Linked DNA regions of Homo sapiens: region 2 is linked to region 1. A link is an interaction called in ENCODE POLR2A ChIA-PET data of the cell type or tissue named here. Cell type or tissue: Panc1. All regions are shown on one strand. Links, peaks and the distances in the headings refer to the core of each region. The heading gives the core; the rest is flanking DNA.

The links. Peaks named below come from ENCODE experiments on the same cell type or tissue, not always from the same donor. Only the 100,000 strongest peaks of a DNase experiment are listed, where the experiment ranks them.
Region 2: POLR2A ChIA-PET joins it to region 1 with 5 read pairs; 3 of 35 experiments call an interaction of 5 or more read pairs at or near these places.

Annotation. Positions count from the first base shown.
Region 1 is chr9:132,697,505-132,704,862 of GRCh38, forward strand. No RefSeq gene overlaps it. Among named protein-coding and RNA genes, the nearest start is that of GTF3C4, 31 kb to the left of the region's middle. In Panc1, for the core only: no CTCF peak of the experiment used is centred there; no DNase peak of the experiment used is centred there.
Region 2 is chr9:132,402,540-132,409,897 of GRCh38, forward strand. TTF1 (transcription termination factor 1) reads right to left here and starts at 4,301. Exons shown (of 11, transcript NM_007344.4): 1 at 4,251-4,301; 2 at 1-289. The coding sequence starts at 282. In Panc1, for the core only: no CTCF peak of the experiment used is centred there; a DNase peak (open chromatin) is centred at 4,302; H3K4me3 peaks cover 1,569 bases; H3K27ac peaks cover 1,226 bases.

The DNA of each region.
Region 1 (7,358 bases), core at 923-5,922:
GGAAAGGTGCCTTCAACATGCTGAAAGAAAATACCAACCTAGAATTCTGAACTCAGCAAAAGTATCCTGTCATAATGAAAGTAAAGATATTTTAACACAAAAATGAAAAATAATTTATTACAAACAAACCAGCACTGAAAGAAATTCTAAAGGGTATTATTAGGTAGAAGGAAATCCAGAGAAGCAGCAAATAAGAGCACGAAAAAGGGAAAATAGATGGGCAAAAACGATGACTATATAAAGCAAATAGGATGTTGTAAAAGTTGGTAGAATCAAAATGGGGTCACTAATATTAAAACATACAAAAAACCCAACAGTACCCTGACAAATAGAGCTGGGGGAGGGTCATAAAGACAGGATTCTCATGCTTGTATGCCTGATAACAAAAAGTATCATAAAATACTCAACAGAAACCACAACCTTGCACAAACTCCATTGCAACGTTATACAAAAAAATACTTATTCAAAGATATCTGCCCAGCAACTGCCTGTCCAACCTCAGACGTGCATTACGCTTATTATTGACCTTTGTAGCCAAGGATAATTATTTCAAAACAATTATGTAATCCTCATTTTTTCCTTAAAAATCTATGTCTTCCTTTACCTCCCTGAAAACACACTTAGTTTACTATGGTGCATGTATCCCCACTGCAATGCTCTATTCCCAAATATTTTTCTTTCAGAGAGCCTATCTCATATTTATGCTGACATATATGGTGTCAGAAGTGAGACCCAAAAAAAAGATCACTATCAGATCAGCGATTATGGGAACCAGTGTGCAGTACTCATGTGAGCCTTTTGTGCTCTCTGCTTCTGCAGCTCACCTTTTCTGCCCTGGTGAGTCTTTTCCCAGGCTGAGCCTCCCACTTTTTGGTAGAGGCTTTTAAAATATTATTTGGGATCTTGTTTAGATAAGGTCACCTTAATAAAGGACCATACATTCCCTCCTCAGATGATAAAAGACTTTTTGTCTTCTGGTAAGCCCTTTTTGGTATAAAGACAAGTGTCTCTCTGAACACTGAGCTTTGGGTACCCAACTCTATATTCTGCAGAATTTACATTCTGTCTGTGAGGTAGGTCTTTTCTGGTGAATATATTTTTAGTGTGGTCTGTGTACCTATTTTAATGTTTTGTTTGATCTGAATGCCTGGGTTAAAATTTTTATGAACACTCTTGTCTTGGTCTCTTTTGATTTGGTTTGACTCTCTTCCCTTGCTTGTTTCTGAAAATCTTCTGAGAGCCAAAATAAATTTCTAAATGGTGGGTATGGGATAGCTAATTAAAAACCACTAGGGAAGGCCGGGCATGATGGCTCACGCCTGTAATCCCAGCACTTTGGGAGGCCGAGGCATGCAGATCACGAGGTCAAGAGATCGAGACCATCCTGGCCAACATGGTAAAACCCCATCTCTACTAAAAATATAAAAATTAGCTGGGTGTGGTGGTGCGTGCCTGTAGTCCCAGTTACTCAGGAGGCTGAGGCAGGAGAATCACTTGAACCTGGGAAGCGGAGGTTGCAGTGAGCCAAGATCGTGCCACTGCATTCCAGCCTGGCAACAGAGCAAGACTTCGTCTAAAAAAAAAAAAAAAAACCCACTAGGGAAGTCACCACCATCTAAAACACTGGTGTAAATGCTTGACATTTCCTGACAGGATTTACAGGATTTTCTTTGCTCTTGAGAGATTGATAAGAAATAGAATGGCATTCTCAAACATTAAGGCATGCCAGCTTTTCTGGGACTCCAGCCAGCTACATATTATGGCCCATTCTTGTGCACATGTTTAAACTGATAGGCAAAATTATATCAAGGAAAATTCAGAGCTCAAATGGTCATGATTCAAAAAACCTGGAAGTATCGAAGTACCATGTAGAGTCTTCTAAATTCTTTTTTTCCCTGCCTCCGTTGAATCTGCTGACTGTGCTACTGATATTGATTTAAAACTCAGTTTATGGCATTCCAACCAAGATTTTTTTTAAATAAAAAAGGAAGTAATGGTCTTTTTTTTTTTTTTTTTTGAGATGGAGCTTCACTTTTGTTGCCCAGGCTAGAGTTTAATGGTGCGATCTTGGCTCACTGCAACCTCTGCCTCCCGGGTTCAAGTGATTCTCCTGCCTCAGCCTCCCAAGTAGCTGGGATTACAGGTGCCCGCCACCATGCCCAGCTAATTTTTTGTATTTTTAGTAGAGATGGGGCTTCACCATGTTGGCCAGGCTGGTTTTGAACTCCTGACCTCAGGTGATCTTCCCACTTCGGCCTCCCAAAGTGCTGGGATTACAGGTGTGAGCCACAGTGCCCAGCTGGAAGTAGTAGTCTTAAAGGGCTTTTAAATGAATGGCTTTACAAATTACATCAGTAATTTGTACTGGTGTACAAATTGTAACCTAGACACCTTTTAGAAATATACATTTAGATTTGACTGACTAGCAATTATGTGCAGTGATGGAACACTTAATTGAAAAATTAATAATCTGAAAATAAAAAGAACTAGGTAAATGTTTATAAAAGTTAGGCTCCTGGATCAAACGAGTCAAAATCTTGAGCTCTGAGCAATTATATGCAGTATCTCTGTCCAACATAAACATTTTGCTTTTTCTGCCATGCTGAAGCCAAAAAGAAACATCTGCTGGGTGGGGGAAAACTGCTAAAATTCTTCACCATCTGTGTTTACTAATAAAGCAAAGCAGACTGGCCAAAAAAAAAGATTTGTTACTAGTTCAAGGCTACTTGAAGATGTTTTCCTTATTCAATTCCATCAGTCCTAGCTAAAATGTAAACATTGAAAATTTACCCCTAACCTCATTTGAAACTGAAAAGTGGGGGTGAGGAAGGTGAAAGAGGTTTTTAAAAATTCAAACTGCCATGAAAACTGCTTTACCCCAAATTTTGGTCCACAGCTTTCATTAGATTATCTATTGGGAAAAATAAAGTTTAGTCATGTGAACAGATCCCAATTTTGTCAGAAATATGATTTAGCTCTAACTGTCTTTTATAAAGGAATAAATTTGTATTTCTAGCTCATGACTAATATTCTAAAATGAAAGCTCTAAGATGATTGTGTATGTGTACATGATGTGTATATGTGTTTAGGTGTGTTTACATACATGTGCATGTATTACATTTTATGTTGTGTCGACATATAAAAATCTAGTATAGTCAACCAAAAATCCCTTAAGGAATTATATTAAGATAAATGAATGCTAATATAAAATAGTAATTTACCCAAATGCTTTTTAGTTCACATGACTTCAGTAAATCTTTTTTTTTTTTATTTTTTGAGATGGAGTCTCGTTCTGTCACCTAGGCTGGAGTGCAGTGGCACAATCTCAGCTCACTGCAACCTCCGCCTCCCAGGTTCAAGTGATTCTCCTGCCTCAGCCTCCTGAATAGCTGGGTCACAGGCACGCACCACCACACCCAGCTAATTTTTGTATTTTTACTAGAGATGGGGTTTCACTGTGTTGGCCAGGCCGGTCTTGAACTCCTGACCTCAGGCGATCCACCCATCTTGGCCTCCCAAAGTGCTGGGATTACAGGCATGAACCACCATGCCCAGCCCATAAATCCTTAATAAATAAGTTGGTTTTAAAATTATTGGTAAAAGGAAAATACAAATGTCTTCAAAGTATCATATAAATGTCTACAAAGTTTATAAAACTGTAAACCCAGCCTAAAACAGAATGATCTTTATGTTAGTTTTTTATAAATAAGACTAATATTGTTGATTTAATGGAAACAAATGTATCTTCTGTATTATTGGCAAAACACACATATATTTAACTTTAAGGTTCTTACTTAGGTGAACATCTGATATTTATAGGCTATAAAAATGGTTAACAGGAAAAAGGTTGGGCGTGGTGGCTCTCGCCTGTAATCCCAGCACTTTGGGAGGCTAAGGCAGGCAGATCATGAGGTCAGCAGTTCGAGACCAGCCTGACCAACATGGCAAAACCCTGTCTCTCCTAAAAATACAAAAATTAGCTGGGCATGGTGGTGCACACCTGTAATCCCAGCTACTCAGGAGGCTGAGGCAGGAGAATCACTTGAACCCTGGAGGTAGAGGTTGCAGTGAGCCAAGACTGTGCCACTGCACTCCAGCCTGGGAAACAGAGCAAGACTCCATCTCAAAAAAAAAAAAAAAAAAAAAAAAAAAAAAAGGTTAACAGGAAAATAACTTGAAATAATGACTAGCTTTGTCTAATATCTCAGTTTTTACAAGCAATCTAGGTAAACTGTCAAAAACTAAACAAATTAGGTAAATGTAAATGGGATAAATGCTTATAAATGAACTTTTCATGTAATTTGAAATTTTAAATTACATTAACTTAAATAATAGATACTCATTAAATGTGTGGGTCATTTCCAAATTAGGTAAAAATGGAAACAAATTACTAAACATAAGTTTGTTTTTGGCTTCTTGAATGTTATAAATGGGCTAAGTGTGTTTGGATCTATTAATTCATTTAAATATTATATAATCAGATAACATATTTCTAAAAATTATAAAATGGTTCTCATCTATAAAATACTAATATGTGATAGATAATTCAAGATTTTTTGCTTCCTAGGTTTTCACTAAAATTTAAGGTTACTGAGAGTTAAAATTCTAATTAATATATACAATTCTCCATATAAAAGTGTCAAAAATAAGATTTTTTAGTAAAAAAATTAAAAAGGCATAAAAATGTGTTTATTGGAAAAAGAATAATTTTGTATAATTTGGAGGTCATTTAAAGGTTGTTTCAAAATATGGAACAAGATAGAAATAAGGAGAGAGATATGTGAGGAAAGTTATAATATGCATATAAAGATATATTTTTGGTTTTAAAAAATTAAAAAGAAAAATAATAACTTTATATGAGAAAGAATCTTCTTTGATACATTTTGTCCTAAAATTAAATGACTAGTTATTTAAGAAAGAGGTTGTATAGGACAAAGCAGAAAGTCCAAGCATGTCGTCAGTGGTCTGAGTAAAGGGTGATAAGATTTATGAAAAGGAAATTTATGAAAGAAATTTTGTGTATGATCAAGTTGGCTATAATTAGAAAGAAATTATTTATAAGTCTACAAAGATTGAGCTTTGATATTAAAAGTACACTAATCTAATACCAAACTAAAAAGTTTGGTTCCAGATGTTAGAACAACAAAGTCATCCTTTTTTTTTGAGACAGTCTTGCTCTGTCACCTAGACTGGAGTCTAGTGGCATGAACACAGCTCACTGCAGCCTCAACTTCCTGGGCTCAAGTGATTCCCCTTCCTCAGCCTCCTGAGTAGCTGGGACCACAAGTGCATGCCACTGTGCCGGGCTAATTTTTAATTTTTTGTAGAGACAGAGTCTCACCATGTTGCCCAAGGTGGTCTTGAACTCCTGGGCTCAAGCAGTCCTCCTGCTTCAGCCTCCTAAAGTGCTGGGATTACAGGTGTGAACCACCATGCCCAGCCAAGTCTTGAACTATTGATTTGTTCTTAGGAAAATTATAAGAGGTTTTATTTTTATTTCTTAAATATATTTAACATCCATCTTCTAAACTCCAGACAGTTTCTATTTCTGAGATCTATTTCATTTCCCTAGTTTCAGGTTGGAAATACTGTCTTTTCAATTCAGAATGGTAATTTCATTTCTCAAGGTAACATTTTTCTTTTTGAAACTTCTCAGATTTATATCTCAGAAGTTCAACTTTTGCTGTACCTCACTGCACATGATTTGCAGGTCATAAGCCATTTTCCTGGGTTCTTTCTCTCCTTGGAAAGTTCTATCCTTTTGCTTGGCTGGTGTGTTAACTCTCTCCCTAAACCTTTTCATCAACTCCTGCAACTTTTTATCTGGCTATAACTCTGCTGTTATGGCCTGATGTTGAAATGTTTACCTTGATGGACGAGAAAAGCAATATTTTCAGTATAACTTGATTCTGTACTTCTGGCTTTGACACGTCAGAATTATTTAATATAGCAAGGAAGCTTCCTGTGCTATTACTAAGAGCCATGTGTCCCTCTGCTCAAGGTTCTAGTTTTCTTGTTTACATTCCTCTGTAATAGAATGTACACTCATAACCTGGGACACACTCTTCCTGGGTCTGATTAAATTCAAGTACTCTTTCATCAGGTTTGACTTCTAGGTTATGTAAATGGGCTCTCCATGTGGAGAAACAATCACATACAGGGGTTTTTTTTCTTTTTCACCTTTTTGGTAACTGGCCTAATAAAGCCAAAGATTGTATAGGTTTTTGATTACTTAGAAAAACTGAGCTTTAAATTTTTTGTTTGAGACAGGATCTCATTCTGTTGCCCAGGCTGGAGTGCAATGGTATGATCATGGCTCACTGCAGCCTTGACTTCCCAGGCTCAAGCAAGCCTCCCACCTCAGCCTCCTGAATAGCTGGGATCACAAGTGTGTACTACAACACCCGGATAACTTTTTAAAAAACTTTTTGTAGAGACAGGGTATTCCTATGTAGTCCAGGCTACTCTCTAACTCCTGAGCTCAAGTGATCTTCCCTCCTCTGCCTCTCAAAGTGCTGGGATTACAGGGGTGAGCCACTGCACCCATCCATAACCAAGCTTTAAAAGGGCTAATTTTTTAACATCCATTTAACTTTCTTTCTCTCTCTTCCTCTCTCTCTCTCTTTCTCTCTCTCTCTTTTGAAGACAGAGCCTTGATCTGTTCCCCAGGTTGGAGTGCAGTGGCACAATCTCAGCTCACTGCAACCTCTGCCTCCTGGGTTCAAGTGATTCTCCTGTCTCAGTCTCCCAAGTAACTTGGACTACAGGCACCCATCACCACACCTGGCTAATTTTTGTATTTTAAGTAGAGATGGGGTTTCACTATGTTGACCAGGCTGGTCTCAAACTCCTGACCTCAAGTGATCTGCCCACCTTGGCCTCCCAAAGTGCTGGGATTACAGGCATGAGCCACTGCACCCAGCCTCCATCCATTTAACTTTCTATGTTGCTTTGGAACTCTTTTAATTATCACTCTGGTTAAGTAAATGACTATTATTTTACAGTGACCTGTGATTCTGTTTTGATCAAGTATTTCAAACTTTTTGACATCTTTGACAGGTTTCCCCAGGATCAAAATTCTAAATTAAGTCTTACTGACCTAAAGTTAACTTTGGGATTTTCCAGTTGGGCCCCTGGAGAGCCTCAAAGGATGTATTTCTTATCTTGTAGAGATGCTAAATGATTAAGCTGATGTGGTCATTGTCAAATGATAGTGAAACTAGATCTTCTTTCAGTTATATTTATTGGTGTATTATTGATGTAAATGTTCCAAAAATTATATAAAATCACAAAATCTGATTTTATCAGTCATAATTTTGGTTACATTAAATTTTTTCTAAAGTGATGTTTGTATGGAT
Region 2 (7,358 bases), core at 1,221-6,220, 290 kb before region 1:
CAAAGCACTATATCTTCTCTTTTTTCTCTTTTTGAGTGTGGAAGTGGCATTTGCAGTCTCATCACAGATTCTGGATTTTTTCAAAGGAGAAGAAATGAGATGCTGGAAATCTTTTTTCCTCTTTTTCCTCCTAGTTATTTGAGACTGTTCATTCACCAGGGAGGAGTCTCTGAAAATTTCGTGGGAATGTTTCTGAGGTCTTTCCTTATGTATAGAACACTTTTTCTTTTTCTTGTCAGAAACTGGAGTGTGGATTTCAAATCTGCTTGATTCTCCTTCCATTTTATTCCTATATGGAAATGTGACAACAATGGTTTATTTTTGCTTTTTTTTTGAGACGGAGTCTCACTCTGTCGCCCAGGCTGGAGTGCAGTGGCGCGATCTCGGCTCACTGCAAGCTCCGCCTCCTGGGCTCATGCCATTTTCCCGCCTCAGCCTCCCGAATAGCTGGGACTACAGGCACCCACCAGCACGCCCAGCTAATTTTGTTTTTGTATTTTCAGTAGAGATGGGGTTTCACTGTGTTAGCCAGGATGGTCTCGATCTCCTGACCTCATGATCCGCCCACTCCAGCCTCCCAAAGTGCTGGGATTACAGGCGTCAGCCACCGTGCCTGGCCTATTTTTGCATTTTAAACATAGCCTCAGCGGAAAAAATCACAGCAAAATGAAATTGTATGACAAATGACAAGCCTGTAGTCATGATTACAAATTTCAGATTATTCTAGATACACAGGTGGCTCACTGGAATTCTCTCTGTCTGGTCCCACTGCCTTTATGATAGAGAAAAAAAGAGTTAACAGAGAACAACAGTGCCTTGCACCATAAGGCCCCTGTCCCCCACAGCCTCACCTCTGAACTCGTCTTTCCAACTCTGCGTTTAAGCCAAAAGCAGCTTGTTTTGCTTCCTCAAACGTGCCATAACCTTTCCCCCCCAGCTCTCCATGAAATTCTCTCCACAGCCTCCCCACCCTCCTTGCCTCCTGCCATCCTTCAGAGCTTGGTTTGAAGATCAGTTCTTCAAAAAGTTTTCCCTGATTCCTTGGGCTTGGCCTGATTCCCAAGTAATATACTTTCATATTTAAAAAAGAAACATTTATTTAGTCATTTACAGGCTGTCTTCTCTGCTTTAAAAAAAAAAGACAAAGAAAAAAGAAAACAAGGAAGAAAAAGATGGTTTATCTGTCTTGTTCCCCTCTGTGTTTGTACCATGGAGAAGCCATTAGACTCCATTCGAGTGCAGGATCCACAAAAGGGCTTCGCAGTGGGGATATCAGGTATCCACTGACCTCAAACCAGAAGTTGGCCTCTTTGTGAAAGAAGTTGGATATGCCTTGTTAGTGTCCAACAAAGAGCGGACGTTCTGCGATACACTGGAATAAATTTCACAAGCCACTAACGTTAATACTCACATACAGGGTGTGTGCACTTGGAATTAAAATACAGAAATATAAATGCACTTTCCAAAAGAGATGATTAAAAATATAATTTTGCAAACATGTCTTATTGTTCTCTTTGCTCTGTATTGCTTCTGGGTTTCATTTTTTTAGATTTATCTTTGGCTAAATGACACATTTACGTCGTACAAAAATAAAAATGATCTTCATATTTCCTCTCCTTTTTTACACAGAAGGTTAACATCTATATATTGTGATCTGCATTTGCTATTTTCACCTAACAACATAGATCCTGGAGCTCTCTCTATATCAGCGGTCTTTAAAGTCTCAATGCTAAGCACATTTTCTACAGAAGCTACCTAATTTATCCGGGGTAGTAAATATCAGCTGTATTAGACAAGGAATATGTTACTCCCCCAAGTCTAACACACCTACTTGCACTGCCACATCCTCTCTCTCTCTGTCTCGCTGCAACAAAGGAAGTGTCCCTTCTGTCAAAGGCTATTTCCTTCCGTTATAGGAAGGAAAATGTGTGCTGGCTCCCAACCCTCTCCTGCCTTCTCAGAGAGATGGTGGTCTCTCCGTATCTTCTCTCTCATCTCTCTCCTGTATCTTCAGCCTGCGTTTTCTAGCAAAATGCCAACAATATTTAATCTCCTCTAACTTAAAAAAAAAATGCAACTGTCGTTTAACCCTAAAGTCTCATCCAGCTGTTCTCTTTCTTCCCCTTCACAGCAACATTTCCTGAAAGAGAAATCACTCTTTCCATTACCTCACCTTTCATCCACTTATTAACCCACATCCTGGTAGCTCCCACCCCACTACTCCACTGAGACCGTTCCAGCAAGAGTGCCTTTGTTCTTAAAGCCACAAATTTCAACAGACACTTTTCAGGCCCATCTTTTAGGACCTCTTAATAAATCACAAACAGAGCAAAGCCGATTATTTCTTTTTTTTCTTTTTTTTTTGAGACGGAGTCTTGCTCTGTCGCCCAGGCTGGAGTGCAGTGGCGTGATCTCAGCTCACTGCAAGCTCTGCCTCCCGGGTTCACGCCATTCTCCTGCCTCAGCCTCCCGAGTAGCTGGGACTACAGGTGCCCGCCACGACGCCAGGCTAATTTTTTTGTATTTTTTAGTAGAGACGGAGTTTCACCGTGTTAGCCAGGATGGTCTCGATCTCCTGACCTTGTGATCCAACCGCCTCGGCCTCCCAAAGTGCTGGGATTACAGGCGTGAGCCACCCACTGGCTGATTTCTTTTCTTTTCTTTTTTTCTTTTTCTTTTTTTGGAGACAGAATCTCGTTCTGTCACCCAGGCTGGAGTGCAGTGGCACGATCTCGGCTCACTGCAACCTCCGCCTCCCGGGTTCAAGCGATTCTCCTGCCTCAGCCTCCGGAGTAGTAGCTGGGATTACAGGCGCAAGCCACCAAGCCTGGCTAATCTTTGTATTTTTAGTAGAGACGGGGTTTCGCCATGTTGGCCAGGCTGGTCTTGAACTCCTGACCTCAGGTGACCCACCTGCCTCGGCCTCTCAAAGCGCTGGGATTACAGGCGTAAGCCACAGCGCCCGGCCTTGATTTCTTTAAATAACATTTCCCCTTCCATCAGTTCCTTTCCTTCTTTTTTGTAAATACTTCCTAGGCTGCTCTCTGGTCTCTGGAGCCCAGTACAACCTTCTAAATATATAGTCTCTCCCTGCTAAAAACTTTTTAGGGTTCCCCTGTTATTCTTAAGATAAAGTCAAAATCCTCACAGACCTGCAAGAGTCTTCATTTCTTCATAATCTAGCCTAGAGATGGACAGAGGTAAGTCCATGCCCACCTCTCTACCTCTCACTTCTCTCTAGGTTTCAGAAACCCTGCTGTTTTCAGTTCCTAGAATACACTACCTTCCTTTTCGTCTCAGGAACTTTGCAAAAACAGCCCATTCCATCAGGAAAGCTCTTCCTCCGCATTACCTTTCTGCCCTTTAACTGGTCCAAGTATGAAAGCCACTTTCTCAAGAGGACCTCTCTAACTCCTTAGCCGGTCTCATCTTTCTGGTTAACAGTGTTTCCCAACAACCAGCTGCTCCCCATTGCACTTTTGGCAGTTATAATATGATCGGCTTCTTGAGGGCTGGAATCCTGGCCATCTTGCTCCCAAATGGCTCCCCAGTCAGTGCTCGATACATATTGAGAACGGATATGCATTTATCCCCCCTTACTCAGAACATACACTTCCCGCTCTGCAGGTACGTGCCCAAACCTGGTCCCGGATTCTCTCACCGCCTTTGGGGTGCGAGAGAGACCCCGCTCTGCTCCCGGGTGGGCGCTCCAGGGCTGAGACTGGAGGAACTAACCAGATGTGAATTCTGCATCTTCTCACTCCCAAAGACCCAAGCCGCGGCCGGGCGCGGTGGCTCACGCTTGTCATCCCAGCACTTTGAGAGGCCGAGGCGGGTGGATCACCTGAAGTCAGGAGTTCGAGACCAGCCTGGCCAACATGGTGAAACCCTGTCTCTACTAAAAATACAAAAATTAGCTAGGCTTGGTGGCGGGCGCCTATAATCCCAGCTACTCGGGAGGCTGAGGCAGGAGAATCGCTTGAACCCAGGAAGCGGAGGTTGCAGTGAGCCGAGATCGCGCCACCGCACTCCAGCCTGGGCGACAAGAGCAAAACTCCATCTTTAAAAAAAAAAAAAAAAAACACCCAAGCCTCAGTTTCCCCGAGATAAGGCCTGGGGCAAAGACCGCGGCCTGGAGACCTCAGGCCAAAAGGCGGGTCTCCCAGAAGACGGGGAAACCCACCACCCCACGCTGAGTTTTTACGCGCGCATTTTGAAAAACAGAAACAACAAAGGCGCTTTCAACTTACCCTCCGAAAGCGCCGCCACCTTTCTCCCAACCCGGAAGTGCTGCTGTTGAGGAAGCGGAAGTAGTAGTGCGTCGCCTTCCGGCCCCCTCGGCGTCACGCTGCCATGGTAACACGGCTGCCGCTAGGCCTTGGAGGCGCGCACATTTGCCTACCCATTTTCCTTCTGGGTCCTTTAGACGTCAGGTGGGGTAGAGAGTGCTCCTGAAACGAAGAAAGTAGGACAGAATCCCCCTCCATTGACGTACTAATGCATGCGTGCATTCCATTTATTCCAGTTTTTGGTGAACTCCAGGAACAACTTGGGAAGACAGATGACAAATCAACTAAGATAATTTCAGATTATCTTGTAAGGAAAATAAAACAGGGTGACGTGATGGAGAGTGACTAGGGGACGGTGGGTGCTACTTTAGATGTAAGAGAGGGCTCACTGAGGAGGTGACATTTGAACTGAGTTCTAAATGGAAAGGGCAGGCAAAAAATCTAGGCAGAAGAGTGTTCCAGGCTGGAAGTGAGTGCAAAAGTCCTGAACTTGGTTGCTGGAGGACCTGGGACAAGGCCAGAGCAGCTGGAGCACAGAGTGAATCCACACAGTGAACCCACAGGGTGACAGACAGGTCGCACACGCCCAGCCTAAGTGAATGCATGTGAATGCAGGGGAGGGGGTGGGAGAGGAAGTCAGAGGTCTGCAGGGGCTATCTGGTGCAGAGGCTGATGGATGTTAAGCTTGGATGAAGTCTCAGAAGTTTAGAGTTAGCAGGAGCTTTGGAGATCTATCCCAGTCTTCCCATTTCAACAGAGTCCTGAAGAGACTTAGCCAAAAGGGCAGCTTTAACCTGGCCATCAATTCGAGGCCATTATATTTACCAACCAAACGTTTAACCTTTTTGGATAGTGAACATATACGATATAGGCAACAAGTTTTCTCACTTAATCCTTGTAATGAGGTATTATTAGCCCCACCTTGTGGATGAGAAACCTGGGTTTACAGTAACTTGTCCAAGGTGACTTAAATGGGCCAGCCAGAAATCAGACCTATGCTCTTTCTACTACTCCACTATCTTGCCCCTCACTGTTCCACCTGACTTCTATGTGATCTGCCAAGTGGCTTTGATTAAAAAATGCACAAACTATGCTTCCGTGAAAGTCTGGAAGGGAAGCAGGTTGGAGAAACGATGAGCCTATGTATGTACTCATGTTGCCATGCAAGGGCTGCTCTGGGATGTGGACGTGCAGTTGGAGCTCCGTCTGGAGAAGTCTGTAAATGTGGTGTTGTCCACTGTTGATATGGAAGGCCTTGAAGTCCAGGTCCGTCATTGGTGTCACGTGTTCTGTGGTGACCCCACTTACCCAGAGCCTTGTGGTGCTAGTGATGCATGAATGAACCCACAAAAGGCTGGCACTAGAGGAGAGATTAGATATCATCCAGTATCGATTCAGGAAAACTCCAATAGTGGTTTCCAATCCTCCTCCAACTGCACCAATCACCTGGGAAGCTTTTTTTTTTTTTTTTCAAATGCAGAGTCTCAACTTTGCAATGGATTTTATATTAAACACTATTGTATCACATTAAAATCTTCGGACATGATAATGACATTGTAGTTACACATGGGAATGTCCTTGCTACATGATGACGTACTTAGGGTTAAATATGGTGTTGACAGATATTTTTCAGGTGATTCTGTAATGTGTGTATGTGCATGCTCACAGAGAGAGAGCAAGAAAATGTGACCAGTGCTGGGGACGGGTGAATCTGTTAGTCCAAACTGCACCATTTTGTAAGCCCCCTGCCATTTTGCAGACCTTGCTTAAAGTGAAACATTCCACGGGGGTTCAGGCAGTGAGAAACAGCCTGCCTCTTATCATATTCTGCTGGGAGAAAGTGACAGGAACATCACGTTCCACCAGAACAAGGGCCAAACTGCCTCATCATGGGAATACCTTATCAACATCTTCCCGGGCAGCAGGCCATACCCACCGGGCCCCTCCCCGCCCAGGCCTATAATTTCTCCAGCCTGTAAGCAGCGGTAGGCACTGGCATTAAGCTGGTCTCCCACCTCTGTAGGTCTCATGCTGGACATAAAGCCTGAATTTGCTGTAGAGCCGCCACTCTTTCTTTAACCCTCCCCTTCCCTTCAAAATCTAACCGAATCTAGGTGAAGCCTATATGTATTTTCATTGTATTCTTCTTTCGACTTTCAACTTTTCTGTAGGTTTGAACTTTTTCACCAAGTTGTGGGTGGGTGGGTAAGGGGATTTTTAAAAATGCAGCATCTGGCCTGGTGAGGTGGCTCATGTCATTATCAGAGCAAGACTCCGTCTCTTAAAAAAAAAAAAAAAAGGAGAGCCTCAGATGCCATTTCCAGATATTCTGATTTAGTGAGTCTGGGGTGAGTCCTGTGAATCTTCGTTTTTCTTTTTTTGGCACATGGTCTCATTCTGTCATCCAGACTGGAATGTAGTTGCCGAAACACGGCTCATTGTAGTCTCAACCTCCTCAAGTGATCCTCCTGCCTCAGCCTCCCCCATAGCTGGGACCACAGGTGTGTGCCAGCACACCTGGGTAATTTTTTTAATTTTTGGTAGAGATGAGACCTCACCATGTTGCCCATGCTGGTCTCAAACTCCTGGGCTCAGGCCATCCTCCCTCCTAGGCTTCCCAAAGCAATGGGATTACATGGGTGAGCAGCCAAGCCCAGCCCAAATCTGTATTTTTCAATTTCCCTTCATTCTGTTGCTTAAATTTGGGAACCATTGATGTAATCCAACTCTAGCGTTTCCTTGTCACCCATCTCACAGGAAAAAAAGAAAAAAAGCCCTTAGGATCCAAGAGGGTGACTTGCCCGAGTCCTCCCAGTGGGTCAGCATCAGCATCAGGCTTGGAATGCATTTAGTGCTCTGTCTCAGGTGTGTGTGTGGCGCAAAGAGCAGAGGTGGGGAGGGGTTGTGAGTGGAATGGGGGTGAGCAGAGGATGGAGTCTTCGACTTGGAAGACAAATGTAAATGACCCTCTATGAGCCACGCCGCTTTGAACGCAACCCACTGGAGATTCTCGGTTCTCCTGTATCGATTCAGGAAAACTCCAAACAAGTCCACACTGGTAGCCACCAA